Linked DNA regions of Homo sapiens: region 2 is linked to region 1. A link is a loop called in an ENCODE intact Hi-C map of the cell type or tissue named here. Cell type or tissue: prostate gland. All regions are shown on one strand. Links, peaks and the distances in the headings refer to the core of each region. The heading gives the core; the rest is flanking DNA. Region 1 holds the start of LOC101927296 (a long non-coding RNA gene). Region 2 holds the start of LINC02005 (long intergenic non-protein coding RNA 2005).

Evidence for each region. Peaks named below come from ENCODE experiments on the same cell type or tissue, not always from the same donor. Only the 100,000 strongest peaks of a DNase experiment are listed, where the experiment ranks them.
Region 2: a loop joins it to region 1, with 2.8 times the contacts of the local background. A loop is called at or near these places in 3 of 110 quality-filtered maps.

The regions. Positions count from the first base shown.
Region 1 is chr3:73,513,127-73,528,439 of GRCh38, forward strand. The region is part of intron 3 of PDZRN3 (PDZ domain containing ring finger 3); the gene reads right to left. It overlaps LOC101927296 (a long non-coding RNA gene), which reads left to right and starts at 8,196. Exons shown (of 2, transcript NR_121660.1): 1 at 8,196-8,517. In prostate gland, for the core only: a CTCF peak has its summit at 7,716; DNase peaks (open chromatin) are centred at 8,025 and 9,014; H3K4me3 peaks cover 1,949 bases; H3K27ac peaks cover 7,514 bases.
Region 2 is chr3:73,803,722-73,819,034 of GRCh38, forward strand. LINC02005 (long intergenic non-protein coding RNA 2005) reads left to right here and starts at 5,523. Exons shown (of 4, transcript NR_146637.1): 1 at 5,523-5,635; 2 at 6,341-6,389. In prostate gland, for the core only: no CTCF peak of the experiment used is centred there; DNase peaks (open chromatin) are centred at 5,570 and 9,730; H3K27ac peaks cover 2,830 bases.

The sequences.
Region 1 (15,313 bases), core at 4,361-12,360:
CCCACGGACCTCCAAAGTCGAAAACAGGGCAACCCAGGCTTCCCAAGAGTTAAATGGGAAAGTGGGTCACTTCGAAGTACTGTCCAAAGATTGCTACGAGTGAGCTGCTGTTCATAGTCATCGTCTTCTTTTTAAACAGTTATAATTAAAAATTCATCAACTGACCATAAACTTCTTACTCTGGTCTAACTAAGAAACATCAGCACACTGCTCCCGGTAAATGAAGATTAGGCATGGCGGTGATAAGAGACTGCATAGAGGCTCTTCGGAACCATAAAAGATGGTCGTTAGAGGTAATGATAAACTAATTCTGGATACATCAGGCAGCAGATGCTCAGCCCTAGGTTAATGATTAACGTGCTGGACCCTGGCCAGTTAAGAAGTTGTTTAACCAATGCCCCTGAGAAGCAAACTTGTTAACATTCACTTGTTCCTAACTACAGCCACTGTTTTCTCTCTCTACACTAACTACACTGCAAGTAAGTTTTCATCTTTCCCTGCCTCAAACCAAGAATTTAACATGGAGGTCCAGAACTAAGACCTAAGCATAAAGCTCATTCAATTTTCTCAGACTTTTGAACCTTTACTGAACCAACCAAAGAAATATTACTCTCCCACTAGACTAAAATATTCTGACCCACAGTTGAATGGTAATTGGTAATAGCTTAGTTTGTTGTTCTTGGATGAATTTTTATTGCACCCGAAAAGAGACACCCACAAAATTTAAGTGCATTGATGAAATTATACTTCAGAGATGACAAAATAGAAGAATCTTATTTGTTTCTATATACAAGGTTTCTATGTCCTTCTAGTTGGTACATTCACAGATAGGATATTTAAGGGTCAGGCTGCCACTGTCAAACAAAATAAAACCATTTAGAGACATTTAATCTAATTTTAGGAACAATGCATTTTAGGAAGGTGATTAGTAATGCAAATGTAAAATTACCCTTGGTTGGGATAAGCAAGACAAACAAAGGATACTTAGAAGTACTTGTGTTGTCTTCAGGATTAGGGAATGCTGCTTTGATCATGTTGAAAGGAAGATAGAAAAAAGATTGAAAAGCTGGGTCTCTAAGGTAGGAGGTCTGGGATCTGTTTATTCTACTTAGTTCAAGTTGGAATTGATGCTGTTAAACATGTGAGATGACCCTAAACTACTCTTCAGGGTTAAGGCAGGTCTGAGGCAGATGGATGAATTACGCAAATGGACTATAATGTGTAATCTGTGCATGTGTGTAACAATAAAATACAGTTCTATCAAGATTTTGGTTGAGAAAAGTTAATGATAAAAGGGCTGGGCTGGAAGACTGGGTCGAGGAAGGAGAGTGATACTTAGGGTTTACTCACATCTTATCTAGGCAACTTTTCTGGTCTTGATTTGGGCTTTAAGGGCCATGAATACACAAATATACTTAAATTCCTACATTTCCAGTATATATGATGTAAGAAATTTCAACCAATTGGTCTGAATCTTCTATATTTTGCACTTCTCATCAGGCACCTAGCCAACGGTTGAGGGCTGATCTTCTGACTTGGCTTTCCTGGTTGACCAGTGCTGGTTCTATAACCCAATTAACTATCAGAATTCCAAGCAATGAACTAAGCTTGCTGGTTTCATCCTGGCAGAAATGAACACAATCTTGAGCTAAAATTGTACAGTTGTAGTCCAACAATAATGGCAGATACAAAGGCTATGTTCCCGGTACAAAGACAAGCATTTCACCTGCATAATCTCATTTAGCACTTAACAATTCTGTACCGGAGATATTATCTATAAACCCATTTTACAGACGAGTAAACAAACTCAGCTAGATTACAAAGTGAGAAAGCGATGGAAGCCACATCTAAATCTAGCATACCTGATTGTAAAACAAAATCCCCCTATACTGTTTTCTAACATGAATAACCACTCCACCCCAGTACTTTACCCCTACAGATTCATTGGTGGTATAGAAACAAAGGACTCCAAGGACACAAAAGCCTAGGTGTCCTTTTCTGACTAGGTAATTGGGTGAGAGCCTCCTTTTCCACCAACAATCAGCCCTTTTTTTTTTTTTTTTTTTTTTGAGATGGAGTCTTGCTCTCACCCAGGCTGGAATGCAGTGGCGCGATCTCGGCTCACTGCAAGCTCCGCCTCCCAGGTTTACACCATTCTCCTGCCTCAGCCTCCGAAGTAGCTGGGACTACAGGCACCCGCTACCATGCCCAGCTAATTTTTTTGTATTTTTAATAGAGATGGGGTTTCACCATGTTAGCCAGGATGGTCTCGATCTCCTGACCTCGTGATCTGCCTGCCTCGGCCTCCCAAAGTGCTGGGATTACAGGCGTGAGCCACCACGCCCGGCCCAATCAGCCCTTCTTAAACACCTAGAAATAAATGTGCTTCTCTCCCAACTCCAAAAAGTTCCTATAAGGAAATGACCTCATCCACCCGTTACAGAATCTCTATTTCAAATTTAACTCCACCCAATATTTTTTAAAGATCGATTTCCACAGAAAAGCAGAGCCCAGGATATATCTAGATCATACTCTGGAAATCAGCTCTCAGCTCCATTTTTTCCTTTCCAAAAGCATAGCTCTGGACAATTATATTGCAGAGAGGAAATCAAGACTTAAAGCTAAATTTAGTTATCTATAACTGTTAGAACCATTTTCACATGGATTTCAATCAAATTTTAATTTAAGTAAATAATGCATGGGTGAAAAGTCCTTTTAAAAAGTACAAAATAAAAGCAGGACAAACCAGGCCTATGCACATACCTAAAACAACAGTCCCCAAAGTTTAACTACTGCTCATTTTTAATGTATCCTTTCAGATAAAAGCATATACCAGTATAGAGATCTCATTTTAAGAAATAACTTCTATAAATGCTTGCCACAAAGTTTGTAGATCTGTCTAACTGAGCGTTTGGAGCTCTACTTCATTCTTTTTAATAGGGCTTCCTGCCGTATAGATGTATTGTTATTTAACATTTATCTTGTTTCTAATTTGGGAGGAAGGGATATATTGTTGTGGTGGGTTTCCATTGCATAATGTTACAAGTAGCATTCTTGTGTGCATGTATGTGTGCCTGTATACATACATATCTTGGCACACTCTTTTGTGATTACATCCACAGTATAGATTATGGAATTTATAAGCCAGACAGAATGAACATTTTAATTTTAATAGATATTGCCAAAAGCTGCACCAATGTAAACTCTCACCAACAGTTTATGAGTGCTTATGTCAACACACCCATCAATGTTGCCTATTATCCAACTGTTACATCTCTGCCAACATCATTTGGTTGTGTATTTTCTTAATTATGAATGAAGTTGAGTACCTTTTCACATGTCTATTGATTATATTCTTATCTTGCTTTTCTATTGGGTAGTGTGTCTTTTTCCTTGACATGTAGAAACACGTTAAGAAAGGAGAAAATTAGCCCTTCATCTCCTCTTGCTAGTTTGTTATGTTTTTTGCCATACATAAGTTTTAAATTTTTATATAGTCAAATGACCAATCTTTTTCTTTATGGTTTCTGGGTAGGCTGGATAAAAAATAGATTTAGATTCAGACCTATAAATAGGCATCCATGAAAAATGTAAAAACAACCCTGGCCAAAATTATCCTCAAGTTCTGACATTTAAAACAAACACTCCAGAAAACGTTTACACTTGTTACAGGACACGGAGTCCTGGACACCTGCCCAAACCTTCTACAGATCCATTTATGGTCTTGGTCTGGTGCTGGCTGTGCTCATGTGCCTATGGAATGGGCTATGAGGAGCCTTTCGGGTCAAAGCAAACACTACACACAATGGAAAATGAGGACAAGTTGCTGTGCTCGGTTATCACAGCCATGCTGAAGTTTTGGTGGCCCCTCCTCAATCCCAGTAACCCAAATTCCATCACGAAAGGGAGAATACAAAGTGCTTATTTCACTTCCCATCTGGGGCATGTTGAAACAGTCCAAACATCTGAAAGGAGGTGTGTGTGTGCGTTTACCCTATCACAGGTGGCCACATGTGGAAGGATAGAAAGGTGATACAGTGGAAAGATCCACATTTAAATTCTGGATCCTCCATTTCCTAGCCCTGTGACTTTGGCTAACTTAGTTAACCTGTATAATTTATATGTGTGACTAACTTTTGGCAAGTTATAATACAATTCAGAACAAATCACAGTTTCTTTTAAATTTATAATCCTAGTTTGCCAAGGATTTTCCAAACAGGTCTTCTTTCTATGTGAAAAAAGCTATGCTGGTCATGTTTCTATGTGAAAGAGCTCTCAACAAAACATTGCATAATTATCGAGAGCTCTTTGGCACCTAAAATTTACTTATAGAAGAACAGATACTAGGTAAACAAAAGCCCTCAAAGTTAACGTCACAGCGAGGCTTAGGCCCCAAAGGATGCTAAGAGATTCTTTAAAAGGCTGAATGAAATGTACACAAGAGAATATTCTCAAAATGGCAGGGAGGAAACTACAGGATATTTGTAGAATCTATAGCAATGGCAATCAAAATATTCAGTATGCCATATAATTGAATCCATATCTGTAATTTACACATCTGCTTTGAAAATGGCTTCACATTTCACAAGCAAGACGATGTAGAGTTTCTGTAATGTATAATACTTTGGTAATATGTTTTGTGCACCAAAATATTTTCCAGCATCAAAATTATAAATGGTTAAGACAAAAACAGCTGACCTCACATGCACGACTAAAATAAGTTTCTTTGATGTGGGATACCATACAGATAGGGCAATTATAACTGTTATGTCTTTCAGGTCAAAGCAAAGAATACACATAACTGGAGATGAAAAGAGTATGGCCATCCTCAAAAAATTAAAAATAGAATTACCATATGATTCAGCAACTCCACTTGTGGGTATATACCCAAAAGAATGGAAAGCAGGGTCTTGAAGAGATATTTGGATGCCCACATTCATAGTGGTGTTATTCACAATAGCCAAAAGGTAGAAGCAACCCAAGTGTTCATTTAGTGGATGAATGGATAAACAAAATGTGATATACAATGCCATATTATTTAGCCTTAAAAAGAAAGGAAATTCTGATACATGCTATGACATGGAAGAATGTTGAGGACCTTACACTAAGTGAAATTAGCCAGTCATAAAAAGACAAATCCTGTATGATACCACCTATGTGGTATCTAGAGTAGTCAAATTCAAGAGGCAGGAAGGAGAATGGTGGTTGCCATGGGCTGGGGGAAGGAAAAATAGGTAATTATCGTTTAACAGATACAGTTTTGGTTTGAGATGATAAAAAAGTTCAGGAGATGGATAATGGTAAAGGTTGTACAATAACATGAATGCACTTAATGCCACTGAATTGTACACTTAAAAATGGTTAAGGTGGTACATTTTATGTTATTTATATTTTACCACAATAATTTTTTTAAAACTTAAAAAAAAAGACTGAGGTATACCTACTTTCTCAGTTTGCTTGGGCTGCTATAACATAATACCATAGTCTGGGTGGCTTATAAACAACAGACATTTATTTTCATAGTTCCAGAGGCTGAGAACTCCAAGATCAAGGCACTGGAAGATTTAGTGTCTAGTGAGGGCCTGCTTCCCAGTTCATAGATGTTGCCTTCCGTCTTCACATGGTGGAAAGGACTATGCAATTCTCTGGGGCCTCCTTTATAATCACTAATCCCATTCATGAAGGCAGAGGTGTCATGGCCTAATCACCTCCCCCAATCCCCACGTCCTAACACCATCACCGTGAAGATGGGGTTTCAACCCATGAATGTTGTGGGAGCACAAATATCCAGCCCATAGCACCTATGTAGTGAGGTTCCCTGAGGAGACAAGTGACGTACTTAAGATGAATCAGGTCTAATTGCAAAGTGGGTGCAGAGGGCAGAATGTGCTTGGAAGAGGTGCAGTGAGTTCAGGAAACTTCCCTCCACAGCCACAGCCCTCATGAGACCACCTCGAAGGGAGAGACCCCAACCTCACTTATCTACTTCACTCTGATCTCCTCCCACTGGCCACACCCACCTGGAAGCCAGGGAGCACTGGCTGATGGAGTCCCTTGGGCAGAAAGTAGGGTGGGAAAGAGTGGCTGTGAAGAGCAAGGAGACTGAGCAAAATCTATACACGCCAGCGTAAAGAGGAGGCCAGAGCATACAGCTGAATGAAAAACAGCAAGCTGTGGAACAGGAGGTTCAGTATGATGTGATTCATGGTAAGAGGAGGGGGAAATGCCAGCACGAAGGCTATTTTCTACCAGCAAACTCAGAATAGAGTCTAAAAGCGATATATACCAAACTGACAAGAGTGTTAACTTCTGGGGCAAAGATGAGAGAAAGAAGGAACTTTAGACTAATCTGTACTGTTTCAAGTTCTTCCACAAGGAATGTGTTTATGGGCTTCATGGAGAGTTCAATATTAATTTAAAAAGAGTAAGTGGGATCATTAATTGTTTCTATAAAATGGAGATACCCCCAGCTTTTGCAAAATTGGGTTAGGCAGCCCATGTCCAGGCATGTCCTGGAAGCCCTAAGTGAGTAAAGAGTCGTAACAGAAAAAACATCAAGTTACGTCAAGCTATGGCTATGCCAGTGGTTCTCAAAGTGTGTTCCCCAGAACAGTAGCATCACATCACCCGGGAATGTGATAGGAGGGCAGATTTTTATACCTGACCCCAGAACTACTGACTCAGAAACCTTGGGATTATCTACCAGGGAGAGGGTCATATGTGATGTGGTGGGACAGGAGTCTAAGGCCAAGCACTGCTAGACCTTACTGGCCAGAGCTGCCATAGACAGCAGTACAGGCTGTACAATGCTCCTGCAGCTGTAGGAGGTGTTATTCACATAGACTATGATGAGAATGGCGTTCCTTGGGGGTGGCGCACTGCAAAACCTGCATCCCATCCATACCTGTCAGCCCTTAAAGCAGGGGGGAACACAGAAGAGTTTTAAGCAGGCAGATGACATCATCAGGTTTGCATATGGAAAGACACCCCTGGCACTCTGCTTAGAGAAGAAAGAGGTAACAGAGAGCTATATCAAACTGCTTTGTCTCCTATATATCTTTGGGGCTGCTAATTAGCTATATCAAGAGTAAACTAGGCCAGGTGTGGTGGCTCACACCTGTAATACCAGCACTTTTGGGAGGCTGAGGTGGGAGGGCTGTTTGATCCCAGAAGTTCAAGAGGAGCCTGGGCAACATGGTGAGGCCTTGTCTCTATTAAAAATGAAAAAATAGCTGGGTGTGGTGGCGTGTGCCTGTGGTCCCAGCAACTTTGGAGGCTGAGGCAGGAGGAACGCTTGAGCCCGGGAAGCTAAGGCTGCAGTGAGCCGAGATCCCACCACTGCATGTTCCCGCCCAGCCAACAGAGCAAGACCCTGTGACAACGACAACAACAACAACAAGAGTGAACTAAAGTAAAAGACTCTTTGAATAGAATCCAAGTTGTCTTTACAGCCCAACCCTGAATCAAGGCCTCCAGATACTTGGGTCTCAATTAGCAGAGGGGCGGGAAAAGGAAAAAGGAGGACAATGAAAGACTCCCAGGTCCTACATTACATGCGTGTCTGTACACACACAAGCACACACACACAGAAAAAAATGAAAGCAGGGGTAGGGGGAGCAGGGGCAAGCAGGTGTTGATAAGGAAGAGGTGAGCCCCTTGGGGAGGTAGTTTGAGGAAGAAACCTGAAGCTAGGGGGCAGGTCTCACTGGCAATACTGATTCAAAAGCCATCAGCACCCAGATGGTAATACAACTACAAGCAAGGATAACATCACTCAAGGTGCGTGTAAACACTGGAAAATCAGTGGGCTGAGGCCAGAGCCCCGGAGAACCTCTACATTTAAGAACAGGAGCTAGTGAAGGAATGTGTTGCACATGGCTTGGAAGCTAGGCAGCTGGAAAAGGCCAGCAGGAATACAACCAAAGACTCTTGGCATGGCAGAGCCCAGGATTTAATTCAAGTGAGACGTGTCAGCAAGAGAAAAAGGAGGAGACAGGCACGGGGAAGTGCTGCCAATGTATGTTTTCCCTCAGGAGCACTGGGTTGCCGGTGGACTCGTTAAACGGGTTGTTGTGCGTGCCACTCCGTCAGCACCCCTCCTCTGCTCAGCCTGCAGAAAGACTTCACGCTCTGGACATCTTTACTGGGGCCAGTGCACAGCCCTCCAATTCCCCATTAACTCTCATTCTGAGGAGCTGAGATCAGCTGAGGAAAGCTTTGCCAAGCTTCAGAGGATCAAAATGTGCATTTGGGAGGGGTAGGCGGGCAGATGGCGCCAGATTAAAAAGATGCTGGGCTCGCTCGCTGCTCTGAGGTCTCTGAATTGCCTCCAGCACAGCAGTGTGCAATCAGGAACTCCATCACACGACCTAAAAACTTGTTGAGTCTCTCCAAAAAGACTTAGCCTGCTACAAGATACTGAGGGGGATTGAGATGCACTTCCAGAGGGCCTGAGATTCTAGAAGCCCAGCATCCACCAGATGCCTGCTGAAGTCGATGGCTGCTGCACACTCTGCTGTAAGTCTAAAGCATTTTGCATACTGCGTTGTAATTATTCTTCTTATTATTATTATTTTACCTCTTCCACCCTGCAACGCCTCTCCAAGTAGACTACAAAACCTCCAGAAAAACATTTGTTTTGTCTCTGTATCTTTCCTGCCCAAATTGGGGCTGTCATGCAGTAGCAGGCCCTCAGAAATGTTTGTTAAATACCTGTTGTCATGGGGAAGGACGAGTTGTAGAAGCAGTGGTTGCATGCACCTCTCCCTCTCTGTTTTGTCAAAGTTCTAAGACTTCAGTGTAGTGAGCAGGGTTGACAAACTACAGCCTGTGAGCCAAATCTGGCCCATGGGCTGTTTCTGTAAGGCTTATAAGCTTTTCAGTGGTTGAAATAATAATATTTTATGACATGTGAAAATTATATGAAATTCAAATTTCACTGTCCATAAATCAAGTTTTATTGAAACACAGCCACACCCATTCACTTTCATCTTGTCGACGGCCGCTTTCATGCCACGTCAGTAGTGCTGAGTAGTTCCGACAGAGACAGCATAACCCACAAAGTCTAAAATATTGACTCTCTGGCCCTTTAAAGAAGTATGCTGGCCCCTGATCGACAGTAACACTAAATGTGGAGATACACATGAGATAGACATCCAGATATGATCTTCCTCACAAGTGGAATTCTTTTTAATTTAACTTTTAGACTTTCCAGTTACTGACATAAAAATGAAAGACATTTTAACTTACCTTGGGGCCATAAGCATCAAAACATGCTAGTGCTATAAAGTGAGCAGGCTGTGTGCTCCTCAGAAGGGTCTGCATTTATCGCCATGCTATGACAATGTCTAACAAGTTACTTACATTCTAGGCCTTAGTCTCCTTGGCAGTAAAAGGGGCACAATGGTAAGACCTCAGAAATTTGATGTGAGAATCAAATACAGTGAGTTTTTACCTCTGAACCTGGTATCTGACCTCTTGGAAGCACCTGATAAATGGAACTGCAATAATTTTCCTCTTTGTTTTTGGAGGAATATTTCACTTTACAGAAGATTTGCTCTTGGCCTCCCAAAGTGCTGGGATTATAGGCATAAGCCACCATGCCTGGCCAAAACGAAGAGATATTTGAAAGAGAGAAACAATTCTCATTATTTAGAGATGACATAATTTGTTCTTCAATAGTTGTACCTAATATGAATTACTTGTATCAGTCTGCAGTTTTTATATTTTATGACAAAATTGGAATTACTACTCTAGGACATAATTGCTAACTATGAATTCACTCAAACCTCAATGATGTGTGTCTAAATGAAAAGTTATGATAGCACAGGATGTTCTAGCCAATGAAATATGACAAGAAAAACACAATAAAAGGAAGAGTTTTTTTTGTTTGTTTGTTTGTTTGTTTGTTTTTTGAGAAGAAGTCTCGCTCTGTCGCCCAGGCTGGAGTGCAGTGGCACAGTCTTGGCTCACTGCAACCTCCACCTCCCTGGTTGAAGTGATCCTCCTGCCTCGGCCTCCTGAGTAGCTGCTCAGGACTACAGGCATGCATCACCATGCCCAGCTAATTTTTGTACTTTTGGTAGAGACGGGATTTCACTATGTTGGCCAGACTGGTCTAAAATTCCTGACCTCAGGTGATCCACTCACCTTGGGCTCCCAAAGTGCTGGGATTATAGGCATAAGCCACCATACGGGGCCAAAAGGAAGAGATATTTGAAAGAGAGAAACAATTCTCATTATTTAGAGATTACATAATGGACTACCTTAAGAAACTTTAGAACAAATTATAATACCATTTATTTAAATAGTCACAAATTGCAATAGCTATATATATATATGTACACATTAATATATGTACATACATACAAATACACACATTTATGCATATAAAATATCAAACAACAAAAGCACTGTATAGGGATTCTTTGCAGGAAGAAAAAAACCCAAAGTTTTACTGAGGGTCATAAGGAATACTATGAAAAAATATTTACTACAGCACTTCAAATAAGTGAAAAATATGATCACAAAAACAGAACAGTTGGTTAAAGGTCCGAAGAAAAATATGGTGGCACAACTACAGGGATGGAATGGCTTCATAAGACAAGCATCAACCTCAGTGTTACACAGCAGGAGAGCACACAGCCCTCCCATTGCTCAGATGTCCTTGGCCACTGCTTTCTGGAAGCTGCACTCATTTAGGAATGAACAGATGCAACTGGCAGAAAGGAGGCAGAAGGCTTTTCAAAAAGCAGCAGGAAATGAACAAGTAGAGAACGCATTCACTGAGACCCTGGCAAAGGATCCAAAGCATTCTGTAAAAGGAGTTCAGAGCCTGGGAGTCAATTTATTGGATTTGCAAAAATCAGTAATGGATAGTTTCAGTGAAATGAAATATTTCTTACAAGTAGATATCACAGGGCATGCTTACACTTCCCCGGGACCTCTCCTTTCACAAGGCACTATATTCAGGGTATTTGGGAAACATTTGGACTAACAGGCTGACTTTTACTATTTAATATAGAATCCTGCAAAAAAGAAGGCATGGCAAGATACCATCATCCTTTTTAATAGTCAAGGCTGTAAACATATCAAAGAATTTTGGAGACCAGAAGACAATCTAGCTGCAAACTTAAAGTTGAGGCTTAATTTATGTAAAGCAAGAAAATACAAAACTCCTTTCTCTTAAAGATAGTCAAAGTAAGTCTTTAAAAAAGCTTAAAAACCACAGTGATGCATATTACCACCAGCTATCAAGGCAATCACAGGGAGATTTCAAGTTCCCTCTGAGTAACAAATTAGCCTCTCTGAACAGATCAAGTTCGGAAAAAACAGTGAACTCTGAAAGCACAGGCTTTGACTGCTGTGGGCCACTTATCACAGGCTGCCTGTACTGCAAGTGGCACGGTCAGGTGTGCCCTTGGAGATCAGAAAGCCTTTTTATTAAAAATGAAAGAGAATTTGGTTTTCTCTTGCTGCTTTGATGTGAGATCAACAATTTCTAATAAAAGAGATTTTTTTTTTCCTAGACGGGGCTACAGACCAGAAATCTATGTTTAAAAGGCTGTGTTTTCATTGGCAAGCTCCAGTTTAATTAATTTCGATTTATAAAGGAGTAGCAAAGGTTAGTGACATTGTTACCCAGGCATGCAAATTAAAAGTGAACATAATCCTAGTTTAAATTTTAGGAAAATATTCAGTGTGTCTCAGGAGGTGAAACATACCACAGAAGGGCAGGAGATCTATGATTTTCATATATATACGATCTTTCATCTTTCATATACATATGAAAATCACAGATCCGATTCATATATATGAAAATCATAGATCTGATTCATATATATGAAAATCACAGATATAAGAAATTATAAATTTATAATAAAATATATATGTATTTATATAAATAAAATTATATATATTATCTATATAATTTCTTTTTTAAATATTGCCTTCTATGCCAGAGTCAAAAGGTCTGGGTAGGTACTAGCAGAAAGGTTTTTCTTGAAATCTTTTCTGGTGGTTTCCATGATGTGGCCCTGTTAAAAGCAGAGCAAATAAATTAACATTCATTAATTTTATGCATAGCATGTTTCAGCATTTATAATAACTGCTTTTTTGAGGGCTTCCTTGCTCATAGTTATAATTTTGTTAAGTCATGTATCTATGTATACGTGTGTGTATATATATGCAGAGGAATGCCATGTTTTATGAACACATGTCAGTTTCTAAGGAATCAAGCCCCATAAAAGACCACTGAGGAAATATCTGGAGGCAGAACTTCAAAACTTCTCCTTCCTTCTGTTTTCCCACATTTGGGAGAAGGGAGAGGATTTGTGAAATGTGGCCACTTATAGGCATTCAAGCAAAGGCTGAATCCCTTTCATGTTCATAAATTTGAACATATGTAACAAAATAGAGAAGGCACTAAATCCGGAGAGAGAGCTGCAGAGTTCTTCTTCCAACTGATTGGGAATACGTTTTAAGCTCAAAGTATTCTTTACCAATAACCACATGCACTCATGATGAGCAGCTACTTTAGTTGAGCCCCTGGTATCCAGATTTTTCCCATGTCTAGGCTCACACATGGTGGTCCCCCTGCCAAGGCGAGGCATGCTGCTCCCTACTTGTTGCCTCCTGCATTTTCTGGGTCTCACCCCCTCAGCGAGGGCTTCCTGCATTCGCCAGTCTCACGTGGTTTTCCTTGCTTGTTTCTCTCATCTCACTCTGTCCCTTTCCTTCATGGCACTTAGCTGTGCATTGTCTTTATGTTTGCTTCGCTTCTGTCCTTTCCCCACTGGACTGTGAGCTTCCTGAGGGCAGGGACCCTCTGTGTCAGTAGATGGAGCCACACATTAGGATGTCATGGTGAAAACACAGGCTTTAGAGGTAGATTGTCGGCTCCCAATCTCAGCTCTGCTGTGCACGGACTACGTGATCTCGGCAAGTTACTGAACCTCTCTGGGCGGTAGTTTCTTCATCTTAAGTAGATGTAGGGTTAATATTACCTACCTCATGTTTTTTCTGTGCTTGAAATCAAAAGTGATGATGCAAGGAAAGCACTTAATACGCTCTCTGGTACATAATAAGCCCTTTGTAAAATGAGCACTATTATTATTCACCACTGTATATCTAATGCCATCCACAGCCTCAATACTAAAAGATGCTGAATAAGGAGTCATCAAATCAATTTACTTGTATATTCATAATTCAATCAGAGTATTCTCATACCAACCCATCAAGTATCCCCATACCCATTCCACAGATAAGGAACTAGAGAGCTGGAGACTTCTGTTTTCTAAGCCCCAGCCTTGCCAGCACCTCACCAGCATAAACTCAGAACATTATCTCCATTACATCTCTCCTGTCAGGTTTTCACATCAACTTTGCATCCAGGAGCAGTCAGAAACAAAGTACAATATATCTATGAAGAACAAATCTGTAGCCATGAAACAAAAGCTTATTCAATTATGAACTGAGGACATACAGACAGAGCAATGTGGAGAATGTGCATATTCTCTAGTCCTGTCCCATAAACTTTGTCTTAGTTGTTGTTGTTGTTGCTGTTGTTGTTATTGTTTTTTCCAGACAGTCTCAGTCTGTTGCGCAGGCTGGAGTGCAGTGGGGTGATCTCGACTCACTGCAACCTCCACTGCCTGGGCTCAAGCAAGTTTCCTGGCTCAGCCTCCCAAGTAGCTGGGACTATAGGCGTCTGCCACCATGCCCAGCTACTTTTTTTTTTTGAGTTGGAGTTTTGTTCTTGTCGCCCAGGGTGGAGTGCAATGGCATGATCTTGGCTCACTGCAACCTCCGCCTCCTGGGTTCAAGCGGCTCTCCTGCCTCAGCCTCCTGGGTAGCTGGGATTACAGGTGCTCATCACCACCCCCAGCTAATTTTTTTTATTTTTAGTAGGTGTTGCCATGCTGGCCAGGCTGGACTCAAACTCCTGACCTCAGTCCACCTGCCTTGGCCTCCCAAAGTGCTGGGATTACAGGCGTGAGTCACTGCACCTGGCTGAGTCTTAGTTTTTACCTTCTGTGAAATGGGGACAATATAACCTTCCTGATGCACAGTGGTAAGGATGAAAGGAGACAATATATGGAGAAGGCCTCATGCAGGGACTGGCATCAAGTAGGTGCTCAGTAAAAGGCAGCTTCCATTACTCACTTCCTATCCTCCGCATAGGATATGAACCAGTAAATGGTTTTTAAGGCCACAAGTTATACTTCATCCTAGATCTTATCAATTCAATATTGAAAATCCATTAGAAACGGATATCTTGCATTCATAGTAAAGGGCAGCTAGAATGCTGAGGTCCTCGAATGTGCAGTAGATATTAGGTTAGGCGATTCTTTCTAAAAGTTTCTAATTTCTCTTATGATAAAATATGAAGAATCAAAAATTCCATCTGTACTAGAATCTGACTGTCAGCCTCGCTATTTCCAATTCCTAAATCTAGGACATGAAAAAAAAAATCATACATTCTGAGCTGTTCTCAGAATTCTCAGGTCTATGAATAAAGTTGTTTCAGGGAAAGTGGCTGTCTTTCTTTGAGCTATTTAAAGTGGTCTAACTAATTACGAAAAGAATTTGCCCACTCCTAATAGTAGAAAGACTCATTTTCCAGAACTCTGGTTAATGTGGGCTCGGCATTGTTGAAAGAAGGACAAGAGGAATCCTAAATAATCACTTTTCATGTCATGTCCCAGACCACCCAGAAAGACCACTTGACCTAAAAACCAAAGGATGGAAATAAACCCCTATTTACTCGCATGAGGCAAAACACGAACTACAGAGAACTCTTATCCCACGATGAGCAGATGTTCATTGGCTCAACTCATGAGGTCTCTCTGTGCTGGCATAGCCAAAAGCCCACCGGCTTATGTCCACACACAATAAACCTGGACAAATCGCTCTTGCTGACACTCAGAAGTATGGAGGTCAAGGTCAAAAAGCAGTGGGCTCAGAGGTCAAGGGCTGCTCCCCCAGACTAAAGAGATTGAGGGCTGGATGGCTCCTTATTACTGACGTGGTTGCCTTGGATCTCTCCTCCTTAGACCTGCCTGGGATGCAGGTATTTTGAGCAGCTGGCTTTAAAAACCTTCCAACGCCCAGTCCTGCTTTAACTGGTGTGCCAGGAAGGCTGACTATCTGTTATAACCTTACCGAAGGCCAGGGGAAGCTTCCTAAGGAGTCTCGAGGCTACCAGTGTAGAGAAAAACATTTCAATGGGAAGAATGGCCAATGGAGGCAAGCAATCATCAATAAAGATTAGACAAATCACGCAATATACAGGGGAGCACTGTTAAAGTTAGAG
Region 2 (15,313 bases), core at 2,523-10,522, 290 kb after region 1:
CTGATAATGAGTTCTCATGAGATCTGATAATTTTATAAGGCAATTTTCCCTGCTCTTGCTGGCTCTTCTCTCTCCTGCTGCCATGTGAAGAAGGTCCTTGCTTCCCCTTCACCTTCCGCCATGACTGGTAGTTTCCTGAGGCCTCCCCAGCCATGTGGAACTCTGAGTCAATTAAACCTCTTTTCTTTATAAATTACCCAGTCTGAGGTGTTTCTTTATAGCAGTGTGAGAACAGACCGATACAACCCCCAAATCACAATGGCTTAAAATAACAGACATTTAATTCTTGCTCATGAAACATGCCATCAGGATTGCTATGATAGTCATTTAGGGATCCAGACTGATGGAGCAGCTGCCATCTCAAATGCTGCTGGTAAGAGCTCTGGATGGTGTCAAATTGACAATTAAATGCTTCAGCCCAAAAGTGACACATGTTGCATGTGCTCATAGCTCATTGGTCACTACCAGTCACATGGCCTCATCCAACCTTAAGGGCTTGGAGGTGTGATCCTATTGTGTGTGCAGAAGGCGGAGGCTGAGGAATACTTAGTGAGAACTACTGATTCCTTTTGCGAGCCTTGTGGAAACTGAGTGGTGGAACGTAATTCCTGCACGTGTGAGATTGCCTTGGGTCACCTGTGAACACCTTATCTACAATAATAAAGCACTCTGTGTGTGAGGAACATGGAGCGAAGTCTGTGTGAAGTTCAAGATGTTCTGTGGAGATAGAAGCCTGCCATCTGGCCTGGATTCGCATCCCAGATTTCTCACTGTGTGGTACTGGGAAAATGCTCTGTATATTTGAGTATCAGTTTTCTCATCTATAACTTAGAGTACTAATATCATCTGTCATTGTTAGCATAGCAGCCTAAACTGACTAAGTACTATAAGCTATAGATGACAGAAACCTCTCACAGCTGTGGAGGTTGGAAGCCTGTGATCAGAGTGCCAGCATGATTGAGTTCTAGTGAGGGCCCTCTTCCGGGTTACAGACTGCCAACTTCTCATTGTATTCCTCTATTTCAGAAAGAGGGTCAAAAAGCTCCCTGGGGTCTCTCTTACAAGGGAACTAATCTCAGTCATGAAGGCCCCACCCTCGTGACCTCATTATCTCCCAAAGGCTCCATCTCCTAATACCATCTCGTGGAGACTAGAGTCTCAACATATGAATTTGGAGGAGACACAGACATTCAGTAAATTACACCATCTTCTGAGTTTTTAGAGATAATTACATTAAATGAATTCAGAGAGTAGGTATAAAGCCCAATATTGTATCTCTAGCAGTGGTAGTTGCTATTTTTGAGGGTGCTACATTGTAGTGGCTATAAAATGGGTTTACATGTAGCTATAAGACTTTGGGAAAGTCATCAAACTTCTCTGTGCCTTAACTTACTGATCTTAAAAATGAACAGTCACTATGCCTGTGCCTTAAAATCATTATGATGATTCAATGAGGTTTTGTATGAAAAGCACCCCACAAAAATCAAGCACTTGATAAATATGGCATACTAGTATTTTAAAAATATGATGTGGATTAGTATGCAGATACACAAATTCTTTCATTTCTTTTAAAAAAATTTAAAAAATACCACTAACAATTCTAGCCCAAAGAAGTCTAAAAAGCTCTCTGGGGTCCCTTTTATAAAGATACTAATCCCATTGATCTCATTAGTCTCATCAACTCTGCTAACCAATATTACTATAATTTTATTGGAGCCTGTTTCTGTCTTAAAATGTTTTTACTTTATAACCTTCTTAGGTATAAGACTCTGTTGTCGGGACTACAGGCCTTCTGGGTGTTTTCTGATGAGGACAAACTCTATTCTGAGAATTGGGCAGCTCTGCTGGTCTTTGACCCACGTGGTACATTTGTGCAGCAGTCAGAAATTTATAACACAATTCAGGGAGCTGCTGCCAGTACTCATCAGTGCCAAGCTGCTTAGGCAAAAACGTGGGGAACATTTTGTCTTATCTACTCAACTCCTTCCCTAAGAACCCAATGAACAAATTGACCCTAGGGAATCAAGCAATCAAGCAGACTACTATTGCCACAGATCCTCTTGTGAGTATCCCAGACAAGCATAAGAGAAATAGAAGGTATTAGAGGCCAAAAGAAAAAAAAAATCAAGAAATACAGAAAAGGGTGGTTGTCTGTACCTGATACTTGAATCTCAGTTCTCCAAATATCAAAGTCTTTAAGAAAGACACCAAAGGGCAAGCAAGCACACTTTTTGGAAGACTACCAAGAGCTTTATTATTTTAATTCTCCTGACGCTACTCTGCGAGATAGTTTTATTTTTTCCCCCCGCCCCCCCTTTTTTTTATTTTTGAGACGGAGTCTCACTTGTTGCCTAGGTTGGAGTGCAGTGGTGTGATCTCGGCTCACTGCAACCTCTGCCTCCCGGGTTCAAGCGATTCTCCTGCCTCAGCCTCCCAAGTAGCTGGGACTACAGGTGTGTGCCACCATGCCTGGCTGATTTTTTGTATTTTTAGGAGAGACAGGGTTTCATCATGTTAGCCAGGCTGGTCTCGAACTCCTGACCTCAAGTGATCTGCCCGCCTCGGCATCCCAAAGTGCTGGGATTACAGGTGTGAGCCACCACACCTGGCCACTTGTTCCCCTTTTATAGATGGGGAAAGTGAGGCCCAGAGAGGTCAAGCAATTGTCTAAGGTCGCATGGGACACATGGTGAATCTTAAATTTAAACCAGAGCTAACTAGCTCTTTCCACTATACCATGTTGACATGGTTTGGCTGTGTTCCCATTGAAATTTCAACTTGAAATGTATCTCCCAGAATTTTCATGTGTTGTGGCAGGGACCTAGGAGGAGGTAATTGAATCATGGGGGCTGCCTTTCCTGTGCTATTCTTGTAATAGTGAATACGTCTCACGAGATCCGATGGGTTTATCAGGAGTTTCTGCCTTTGCTTCTTCCTCATTCTCTCTTGCTGCCACCATATAAGAAGTGTCTTTCACCTCTCGCCATGATTCTGAGGCCTCCCCAGCCATGCGGAACTGTAAGTCCAATTAAACTTCTTTTTCTTCCCAGTCTTGGGTATGTTTTTATTAGCAGCATGAAAATGAACTAGTACAGTAAATTGGTACCAGTAGAGTGGGGCATTGCTGAAAAGATACCCGAAAATGTAGAAGTGACTTCAGAACTGGGTAACAGGCAGAGGCTGGAACAGTTTGGAGGGCTCAGGAGAAGACAGGAAAATGTGGGAAAGTTTGGAGCTTCCTAGAGACTTGTTGAATGGCTTTACCCAAAATGCTGATAGTGGTATGGACAATAAGGTCCAGGCTGAGGTGACCTCAGATGGAGATGAGGAACTTATTGGGAACTGGAGTAAAGGTGACTCTTCTTATGTTTCAGCAAAGAGACTGGAGACATTTTGCTCCTGCCCTAGGGATTTGTGGAACTTTGAACTTGAGAAAGATGATTTAGGGTATCTGGCAGAAGAAATTTCTAAACAGCAAAGCATTCAAGAGGTAACTTGGGTTCTTTTAAAGGCATTCAGTTTTATAAGGGAAGCAGAGCATAAAAGTTTGAAAAATTTGCAGCCTGACTATATGATAGAAAAGAAAAACCCATTTTTTTCTGGGGAGAAATTCAAGCCAATTGCAGAAATGTGCATAAGTAGCCTGGAGCCTAATGTTAATCCCCAAGACCATGGGGAAAATGTCTCCAGGACACATCAGAGACCTTCATGGCAGCAGCTCCCATCACAGGTCCAGAGGCCCAGGAGGAAAAACTGGCTTCGTGGGCTGGGCCCAGGGCCCAGTGCTGTGTGTAGCCTAGGGAGTTGGTGCCCTGTGTCTCAGTTCCTCCAGCCATGGCTGAAAGGGGCCAATGTACAGCTCGGGCTGTGGCTTCAGAGGGTGGAAACCCCAAGCCTTGGCAGCTTCCATATGGTGTTGAGCCTGTGGGTGCACAGAAGTCAAGAATTGAGGTTTAGGAACCTCCACCTAGATTTCAGAAGATGTATGGAAATGCCTGGATGCCCAGGCCAAAGTTTTCTGTAGGGGCAGGGCCCTCATGGAGAACCTCTGCTAGGGCAGTGTGGAAGGGAAATGTGGGGTTGGAGCCCCCACACAGAGTCTCTACTGGGGCACTGCCTAGTGGAGCTGTGAGAAGAGGGCCACCGTCCTCCAGACACCAGAATGGTAGATCCACTAACAGCTTGCAATGTGCGCCTGGAAAAGCCTCAGACGCTCAAGGCCAGACTGTGAAAGCAGCTGGTAGGGAGGCTGTATCCTGCGAAGCCACAGGGGCAGAGCTGCTCAAGAATATGGGAACCCACCTCTTGCATCAGCATGTCCTGGATGTGAGACCTGGAGTCAAAGATCATTTTGGAGCTTTAAAATTTGGCCACCTCACTGGATTTTGGACTTGCATGGGCCCTGTAACCCCTGTTTTGGCAATTTTCTCCCATTTGGAATGGTTATATTTACCCAATACTTGTACCCCCATTATATCTAGGAAGTAAGTAGCTTGCTTTTGATTTTACAGGCTCATAGGCAGAAGAGACTTGCATTGTCTCAGATGAGACTTTGGACTGCGGACTTTTGGGTTAATGCTGAAATGAGTTAAGACTTTGGGGGACTGTTGGGAAGGCATGATTGGTTTTGAAATGTGAGGACATGAGATTTGGAGGGGCCGGGGCAGAGTGATATGGTTTGGCTGTGTCCCCATTCAAATCTCAACTTGAATTGTATCTCCCAGAATTCTCACATGTTGTGGGAGGGACCCAGGGGGACGTAAGTGAATCATGAGGGCCAGTCTTTCCTATGCTATTCTCATGATAGTGAATAAGTCTCACGAGATCTGATGGGTTTATCAGGAGTTTCCACTTTTGCTTCTTCCTCATTCTCTCTTGGTGCCACCATGTAAGAAGTGCCTTTCACTTCCTGCCATGATTCTGAAGTCCCCCCAGCCATGTGGAACTGTAAGTCCAATTAAACCTCTTTTTCTTCCCAGTTTCAGGTATATCTTTATCAGCAACATGAAAATGGACTAATACACGTGTAATTTCTCCTGGCAGGGGAAATGTTAGCTCCAAAAATGTCAGCTTTAGAGTCCCCTCAAAATGTGGCCTAGAGAGGTTAATACATTTCTCAGAGAGATAAAATAATCAGCTGAAGATTTCAGGGCTGGTAAGTTGGCGTACTAGCTCAAAAGCCCACATTCTCTTCCTGGTTCCTGGTTCCATACAGCTGTTCAAATCAGGTTGGGCTGGGTGCATACAGTGGCTCCTTAGACTCCTTCAGGTTTCCCCAATCACTGGGAATTTTAGGGACTCATTCAGGAATTTCCCCAACGTGCTTTAGAGCAAAAAGATAAACGCCAAGCCTAGCCAGTTTCTGCCGGCTTTGGAATAAAGAGCTGTGGTGAAAGGCTGCATTCTAATCTCCCACATGGGGGCTGTGCCATACTGTTCCTACGCACCGAGTGGATTTGCATTTTGAACGAATCTGCTGGCCAAAGATCACTTTAATTTTTCATCTGCCTTTTGCGGGCAACTTTCCACTCTCCTGTGCTGACTGAAACGAAGTATGACACCAGTCTTGCCCAGGCAAGCTGCTTCTTGTGAATAGGAAGTGAACAACCCTGGATTCCAGGCCAGGGGGAGAGAGGTGAGAGGTGAGGTCAGCACATCTGGTTTCTGCCCTCAGACTTCTTTACAGATGAGGGAAAGGTGCGTGCTTTAAAAGGACAGTTAAGCGGGCCCCAACAGAGCCCAAGAGATCTCGGCTGTCCCCTACCTGGGGGATGTCAGGCTTCTTCAGCATCAAGCTGGAAGAGGCTCCCAGGACTGGTGTGGAAGGACAGAGCAGTTTTCCCATGTGATGGGGAACTTGTTTCAGAGGTGTCAAGAGATCCACACTAAACCTGGTGCTGTAAACTCTAGCTGGTTCTCAACTGAAGTTTTTGGGGGATGGGGAAGAAGGGTGATTTCTAGGATAGAGGAAATATGCTGTTGGTTGAATATAGGATTGTACTTCTCTGGATATGTCTTGGAAAATTTCCTTAGGTTTTGGAAGCCTCAGAACCCTCCAGAGTTTCAATTTCAGAGGCTAAGACTTAGAGGGTCCCAACAAGAAATATAAACAGTACGGTCTGCTGGTGATAAAAACAATGGCGGTAGTGAGGAGAGGAGGATATTGAGGGAAATGTTTCTTCTTGGCTCATGATAGTTCCTTTCTGTGAAAGGGTGCAATTGACAGAAACAGTGGGGGCTTCACCTGTGGCATCACTGTCTCTACCCTAGCAAGGAGGAGGGACTTATCTGGTTGGAAAATTTCAGAAGAAAAACTAGCTCCTCCTTTTTGTCCTCTCAGATATGAACTCATCAGCAGAAATGTGAGTTCTTCCCAGCTTCTCCGTGCTGTAAGTCTTATGTGGCACCACTGCCTGGGTTGGTTGTGTTAACCTACCTGCCAGAGGGTGGCGGGTGGGAGTATCTGAAGCCATTGAATCCTGCAAATACAAACCACAGCTTCCATCCTAGTCTTTATCTGTCATACAGGTTAGAGTTGCACTTTCCAATCTGCAACTCTTATGTCTTGTTTCTCTGTGAAGAATGCGGGTGTGGATGGGCATATTTATTGTGTCCCTGTGATAATTTTATGTGTCAACTTGGTGAGGGTATGGCACCTAGTTGTTTCATCAAATGCCAGTCTACATGTTGCTATGAAAATATTTTAGATGTGATTAACATTTAAATCAGTTGACTTTAAGTAGAGCATATTTGTGTCCACAATGTGGGTGGGCCTCATTCAATCAGTTGAAAGCTTTCAGAGCAAAGACTGAGATTTCCCAAGAAAGCAGCAATTCTGACTCAAGACTGCAACATACAAACCCTGCCCGAGTTGCCAGCCTACAGACTCAAGACTGCAACACCAACACAACTGAATTTCCAGCCTGCTAGCTTGCCCTACGGATGTAGACTGGTTAGCCCCCACAGTTGCATAAACTAATTCCTTGAACTAAGTCTCTCTCTCATATATGTCTCCTAATGGTTCTGTTTCTCAGAAGAACTCTGGCTTATACAGTCCCTCATGATCCCAGCACATAATGACTAATAACCGTGGCTGATATCATTGAGTCCTCATTTACTCCTCACAATTACTTACAAGGTAGGCAATAGCATTCCTTCCATTTTAAAGATGGGGGAACTTAGATGTGAAACAGTTAAGTAACTTGCTCAATGCTGTGAAACAAGTGGAGATGCAGCATTTGAATTCAAATTTTCCTGAAACCATAACTGATGTGTTTAACTATTATACCACACAGCCTCCAAACCAGAAAAGGAAGTCCTACTCAAAGTTATGATATAGTGCATAGTTAAGTGCATAGAAAGTCTTTGTCTGTTAGTCTTATGCTGAGTGTCTATATTTTGAGTGCCTCTCTGTTTCAGTGCTGGATGAAATAATTACATGTTAAAGCTGATAGTAATAACCCAATGGTTACTTCTCTGGCCAGCCTCATTGGTGCTTCAGCGCTTAGCTTGGGATGTGATCTATGGTTCTGAGTGTCCTTTTTGTATTTGTTACTCTAATATTTAGCATAATCAACAACTCCCAATGATGGCTATAGGGAGCACACATACAGCAAGGATAGTGGCATGAAGAAATAAAAGAATCATCACTGATAAAATTCACCTTTGAGGATTTATTCATACATTAATCTATCTCTTCATGCATTTATCTGATAGTCAACCAGAAAGGTTTATTGAGAAGTTATTCTGTGCATGTATTTTTATTTCATTCATTCATTTAATCAGAAATGAAATTCTTATTACATACTCTGCCTTGCTAGGTGGATTCTCCCAAATTCACCCTCATTTTCACACCCTGCCTTCAACTTCTCTCCCGCCTACCTCTTGGAAATGTACCTAACTTGTTTCTATTCCTTCAGAGCCCTGCTCTATATTTTCCATGACGATATTTAATTTGATAAACTAATACAGAGAAATGGATTAATGGAACTGAATGGCATAACGGTTAACACATACTCACTGTAAGTGAGATTTCCTAAAAGCACATCATCTTGATGCAGAAGCAATAACTTTTATGATGGATGCTTTAGGCAATATATTATGGGTAGTTTTGGTCTGATGAGGCTTCCCGGTGACATGTTGAGGGTAGCACTACCATTTTGTGAGAAGCCAGCAATGTGTCCTCTTGCATGACATTTTACTTGTTCATAGGATGGTTTTGCCATAAAATAAAAAGAACCAAATAAGCATTTGCATTAAGCAACTATTTATGTAAGATAAGGACAATGATCGAAAGAGGCCAACAGACTTCAAAGTGTCTCCTCTCTGGTTTCATAAAAATATTACTTTACTCGTGTGACAGAGACTGAAGCTGCCTAATCAATAGCCATATTCCTGAACCAACATTTTGGTTAGGATGTAATTCCCACCAATATTTTGGCTAGGATGTCTAGCTAAAATACTACATTTTCCACTCTCCATGTATATAGCTAGTAGGGTGTTTCTTTTAGGAAGGTTCTACAAATAATGCTGACTCAGCTAAGAGGTGTTTGCCTTTTGTTTTTCCCTCTTGTTCCTGCCCGGAAAGCAGACATAAAGGCTGTAGCTTCAGCAGCCATTTTGGAACATGAAGCAACGTTAAGAATTGAAGACACATAATAGTATTGTAGAGTGTAAAGATAGGGAGAGTTTGGGTCCTTGGTGAGTAGGGAATTATTCCCTCCATATTGGACTATCTATGTCCAGAATTCTTTGATGTAAAGAAGATATACATTTCTGCCTCATTTCAACTACTTCAATTTTTATTTCCATGTATGTGTTCTATGCACCTGAATCTAATGGCAATTAACACATCCCCCAAGTTTATCATTAAAATCTATGAACTATATTATTCCAGTGATAATGTTTCATTAATGGAGCCAGTCTGGTATCTTGAGTTTATTCACAGCTAACTGTTCTGCCTGGTTCGTGTGAATGGAAAAGAAGTTTCTGTACATTTTGAGTCACGGCTCCACGTCTCTTCTTTTGAACATGTATCCTTCATTTTCTTTGTTGTCTTATTATTGCTACTCATGGACTGTTCAACGTACTTTTTTAAAATTATTATTATACTTTAAGTTTTAGGGTACATGTGCACAATGTGCAGGTTAGTTACATATGTATACATGTGCCATGCTGGTGTGCTGCACCCACTAACTCGTCATTTAGCATTAGGTATATCTCCTAATGCTATCCCTCCCCCCTCCCCCCACCCCACAATGTACTTTTAAAGAAGTTACCGTCCAGATAATGTAACTTTCACTTTAAGTGAAAAGCTGCTCACTCATTCTCTTCCTTCCTCTTCCTCCCCCTGTCTCCCCAGCTCCCAAATTTGAGTAAAATTATGCCCAGTGTAATTTATTGTGATTTTCCCCCTTCTTCTAAACAATATCTGTGTTAGAGAATTGAACACCTGTAAAACATTTGTTATTCTCACTTGTCCTAATCAGGAATTCAATAAAAAGGCATTCTGAAATCTTGGAAATACTGAGGTTTTTCTGAACTTAAACTGATCTGTTAAACCAGTTAGTTGAGCAAGGCCGGAAGAGCCCTCAGGAAAAATCATGAAAACGAAATTAAATCGAACACAAAAAGCAATTTGCCAGCGGTGAATTTAATTCACAATTTGCCTCCTCTGGAGAAGAGTATTCAGCCTTGGCCACATGCCAATGAGAGCTCCATGCGATAATCTATAGGATTGCACAGTTCCTCTTAGGACAGTAATGAAAGGAAAAATAACATTTGTTCTGCCAAAGTATGTGGACTTGCTGACATTTGCTGAAATACAGATATCATCTGAGTGAACAGGATGTTTTCCTGAAGGTGCTTTGGAGAGCCAGTAGTTTACACATCTTTTCCACACATACATAAGGCAGCTTGAATTTCTGGTAATTGTGAGGGCTTGACCCTTGCAACTATTTCCAATATACCCCTGGTGGCTTTTGGACTTTGTCAAGATCATCTGATGATATACACAACCTGGTGAGAAACTTGCCTTTGTGATTTTCAGTAATGTTTGTCTATTTCTCCCGACTCCTCGTTGGAATGATGATTTAAGGGAGATAGAATCTGGAATTACTGGTGGGGAGGGGAGTTAGCAGACTTTAAATCAAGTGTACCTGTCATTTAAATTGCTTGATTCTAGATTGAACAAAGGAAACATGCTGGGAAAGTCTGGGGGAAAATATGCTACATTTTATATTCTCTGATGGAGCAAATGGGGGGAGATTTTAAAAGGATGGAGATTAACACCTATTCACATTGGATACTTTCATGGCAGAAGGCTCCAGGGATGGATTTGTAGAAGGCGAAATACATGAAACTTGACAGCTAATGGCAAGTCTGAATAGTCTTGCCTAGATGATATGCTGTATTTCAGGTATTTCTGGGCATTTCATTGTTGGGAGAGTCAGATCTAAAGTAGGCTTTGAGGGATGAAAAGGAGATGGTTTCCAGCTAAGAATACAGTAGACGTTGAATATAATTAAGGTGAAACAGAGATGAGTGGTACTAAACATATGATAAAAGCATCTCAGGATGAAATATGATGAATCACTCAGAAGCAGAGAATATGAGCAGAGATGGACAAATTATTCAGTAACACAGTCAATAAGGACTTGGCCAACAGGCATCAAAATATTAGAGGGTCAAAAAATAATCTTAAGGAATTAGAATATGTGTTTTGGTAATATCTATTCCATATATTTTAGGGATAGATACATGGGTGTGTATGTATTCCATTACGCATGTGGGAAATTATGACTGACAATACAACTGCAGGAGTTTTCATGTAAAGATAGATTAGATTTGATAGCTTCAAATTCATTTTTAATAATTGTTTTATTCATTAATAAATAGAAGGACCCAATTTAGACTCCTTATTTTTAGTATTACAGGGAAAACAGTAGCCCTCTCTAATATGGCAACAAGTGTTTAAAGATCGTGTATAGCTGGGGGTGGGGTCAGTTGTAGGGAAAGAAATGATAAGTAATTGAAAATATTGTGCTAGAAAGGGCCTTTGATATTACAATGATGTAAAGTCTGAAGAGTTAAACTGGAATGTAGCAGTCACACAGCCAAGTCTGAGTGGGTAGTTTGGTTAGTGCAGTTGCCATTGAATCCAATCTAATAGTCATCAAATGAAGTCCAATTCAGATTGATGAATACAAGTATGATGCTTACTGTGTACCACGTACTGTGCTAGTTGTTGTGAAGTCAAAACTGAATGTTAGAGCACCTGTTTCTAAGAAACTTAGAGTCCACTGAAGGCACAGGGAAGACATGGAAGATGTTATAAATAGTAAACTGTGGAAAGTGACAGGGCAGAATGTATGTAAGGAGACATATACATTTGTAGAACATGTACGAGGTACAGAAATAACATCATAAGAGAACAGTAACATTGTCTTGTGAGTATGACTTTTCTTAGGTTGAGGGAGTGAAGAAAATGGGAAATTTTAGGAAAGAATTTCCACCTGAGCTTTTTAAACATGAAAAGGAGCAAGTCAGAGACATTCAAGGATGGTGATATGGTTTGGCTGTGTCCCTACCCAAATCTCATGTTGAATTGTAGCTCCAATAATTCCCACATGTCATGGGAGGGACCCAGTGGCAGGTAATTGAATAATGGAGGCGGGTCTTTCCTGTGCTGTTCTTATGATTGTGAATAAGTCTCATGGGATCTGATGGTTTTATAAAGAGGAGTTCCCCCTGCACAAGCTCTCTTGCTTGCTGCCATGTAAGATGTGCCTATGTTCCTCCTTTGCCCTCCACCATGATCGTGAGGGTTCCCCAGCCATGCGGAACTGTGAGTCCATTAAATCTCTTTTCTTTATAAATTACCCAGTCTCAGGTATGTCTTTATTAGCAATGTGAGAATGGACTAACACAGATGGACAGCAGGAAAATAACTGGAGAATACTGATTTAAACATTTGCTTTCTTCAAGGAATGAAAATAGAGCCAGATCATCCATTCATTTCTCTTCCAGATCCAGTATTAAGAATCTAGAATTTCATGGCTCTGATGCCAATTTTGGTTTTGCATATTCATCTTGTTCATTTCGCCATTTTTGATAGAATTGAACTGAAAAATGCATCCGATGCTAAAAGTTTGAAAGAACTTTTGAGATAATCTTTGACTTCCTTATATCATTTATTCATTTACTTTGAAAAATATTATTGAGAATCTACTCTGTTCCGGGCTGTTGGGCACTATTTTAGACACTTAGAATACATCAAGAAAGAAACTGATGTCCTTGCTCTCTTGGAGCTTATGCTTTAAGAGGGAGAGACAGACAATAACTGAAACACATCAGAAATATGTGAATATTACAGTTTGTCAAAAGGCAATAAATGCCAAGGGAAAAAAATTGAGCATGCTATATGTGGGTGGATATATGTCCCAGCTTGCCCAAGGCAGGCTTAGTTTATTTCTGTGGTGCCAGCATAACTATTAGCAGCATCCCCTTTAGCTCTAAAACACATCCTGGTTTACTTTAGATGCTATATAAATTCATAACTGCAGTTAATGGGAATCAGGTGTGTATGTGTGCACATTCCGGGCCCCATACAATAATTGAACATGCTGATCCAGCTAAGTCTCACTGAGGAGGGACTTGAGCAAAGACTTGAAGAAAGTGAGAGAGTGAGCCACACAGGTATCTCAGTGAAGATTGCTCCAGTCGGAGAAGCAGAGGAACAATTAGGGCAAGGTTCTAAAGTTTTAAGGAATGCGGGGCTGGGGGTGTGTAGTTGGGGGTTCATGCAGCTAGAGTGAATTAATGAGGGGCAAGCTGTAGGAGATGAGGTCAGGGAAGGTAGGGGTAGGGAGCAGAGAGTGTAGAACCTTAGGTCATCAGAAGGGAGTTGAGTTTTTCTCCGAGTCTGATGGGAAGGCATTGGGGGTTTCTATATGGCAAGTACATAATCTGACTTTGTTTTAAAAGTATCACTTTGTGGAGTCTATTCTTTGTGAAGTATACACTTTAAGGTGTAAAAGTCAAGGCAGATTTTATAAGTAGGAGGCCCCACAGTACACTAAGCAAGAGATGCTCATGGCTTGGAACAGGGTGGTGGCACTGGAAGAGGTGAGAAGCAGTCAGATTCTGGACATGTTACCAGCCAACAGAATTTCCTGCTGGACAGGATATGAGGGGATGAGCTCCTCATATCTTGCAGCAGTAACAAAAGATTCATTCCAGGACTAGTTCAACAAACAATTTGGTGTTTTGTTTTAACTGAGCACTTCAAAAAGCAGCACTTCTCTCACCTTGCTTCAAAGCCATGCCTCCTGTATTAGTCTGTTTTCATGCCGCTGATAAAGACATACCCAAGACTCGGCAATTTACAAAAGAAAGAAGTTCATTGGATTTACATTTCCACTTGGCGAAGGTGAAAGGCACATCTCACGTGGCGACAGACAAGAGAGCTTATGCAGGGCAACTCCCATTTTTAAAACCATCAGGTCTTGTGAGACTCATTCACTATCATGAGATCAGCACAGGAAAGACCTGCCCCCATAATTTAACTACTTCCCACCAGGTTCCTCCCATGACACGTGGGAATTCAAGATGAGATTTGAGTGGGGACACAGCAAAACCATATCACCTCACTTTTCAAAGCATTGGCAAAATGATGAACCCCATTAAAATTTAGTTGCATACATAGCTGCTTCTGTAAAAATATTTCCAATGTGGATAGTTTTGGTGAATTGCAATGTGGTGTATGTAAGAAAGAGAGCATTTTGCTAAACATGGGACTTTCCAAACAGTAGCAAATAGGTAATGAATGTGTTTAATGATACGTTTACATTTCGACATGTTGGAAAGTGTTGATGGTGGGGCATCCACATAGTAAGTAGAGGCCAGGGTCTGCAGCTCTGCCTGTGTGGCTAACTGTGTGACTCTCATCACATCCCTCGACCCTCTGAGATGAATACCATTTGTTTTAAATGGAGCATTTTATTGTGATTACAGTTCTATGTTTTTGTGTTTACTGTGCTTTCAGCTCTGACATTCTGTGACTCTGAGCACCTTAGGGGAACAAAGCTACAGATAGACATTTAGGATCTTGAGCTCTCATAGCACTTTGTGAGATTGTTATGGTTATCTCAATCCTCTTATTTGCATATTCTTGCAAATTGCAGTCTAGGACTGATATCTTTTCTAACAACGCGTTATTCCCATGGGCCATAATTTAGAGAGGCCCTTATCATGCTGATTAAGAAGACAGGCATATTTTTAAATTGGATAAAATAGTGCCTTCATCTTAGGAATATTGTGTCATTGTATAAAAAATAAGAGTGATAATTAGTAACAATTATTATAACCAATGTTTGAAAATTTACTATGAGTAAGGTATCTTACGTGGAATCTTTTATTTAATTCTAAGCACAAAACAAACAAGACCCTATGGGTAGGTACTCTTCATATTCATTTTAGAGATAAGAAAGCAGAGCCAGAGAACTGAATACCTTTCCCAAAGTAAGAAAATTTGCGAGTGGCAGTGTTAGGATTTGAACCCAGGCAGTTGGCCTCCAGACCATGCACCATCCCAACCACCCTACTTTAATCCTGTCAGTGCACAGAGAGGGTTAGCCCAGCATCTGACAATAGTGAGAACTCAACAAATGGAAACTATTGTGATGCCATGTATTATTGCAGTGAAAATTCAATACCTGCTGGGTAACCAGTGAATCTGTGAATCATCTACACTGAGGCACTGAGGTGATAATTGAAATCAGGAAGAAATGAGCTCATGCAGGGGAGAGGGCAGAGAAGGGTTGAGGACTGAAATTTGGAGGATGAATAACCATATACCCTAATGCACGCTTGGATGATGTTCAACCTTGAAGTGACTATTCTTATAACCTGCAGCAGAAACAAATGTTTCCTTCCAGGTCTGGTTGAGTGACTCTTGGATTTTGGTTCTAACTCTTTAAAACTGTTTCTCCGACTCTGCTTCAAAGCTATGTCTTCCCTTTCAAAACATTTGCAAAATAATAAATCCTATGTCCAAAGAGTCTATTGAAGTTTAGTTGCAAACATAACGACTTCTGTCTGGTAAAGATTAACAATGTTTCTGATATGGATAGTTCTGATTAATTGCTGTTGAAACTCCTGAGCTGAATGTCAAAGCTGGAAAATGAACTCTTAAATGCACTCAAAAGACAAGAGCCCCGTGTATCCTTGAACATAATCCAATCAAAGAGATTGCAAAGGAAAACACAAGAGACAGTATTAAATTCATGGTGACATGAAAGTTTCTTGTTCCATT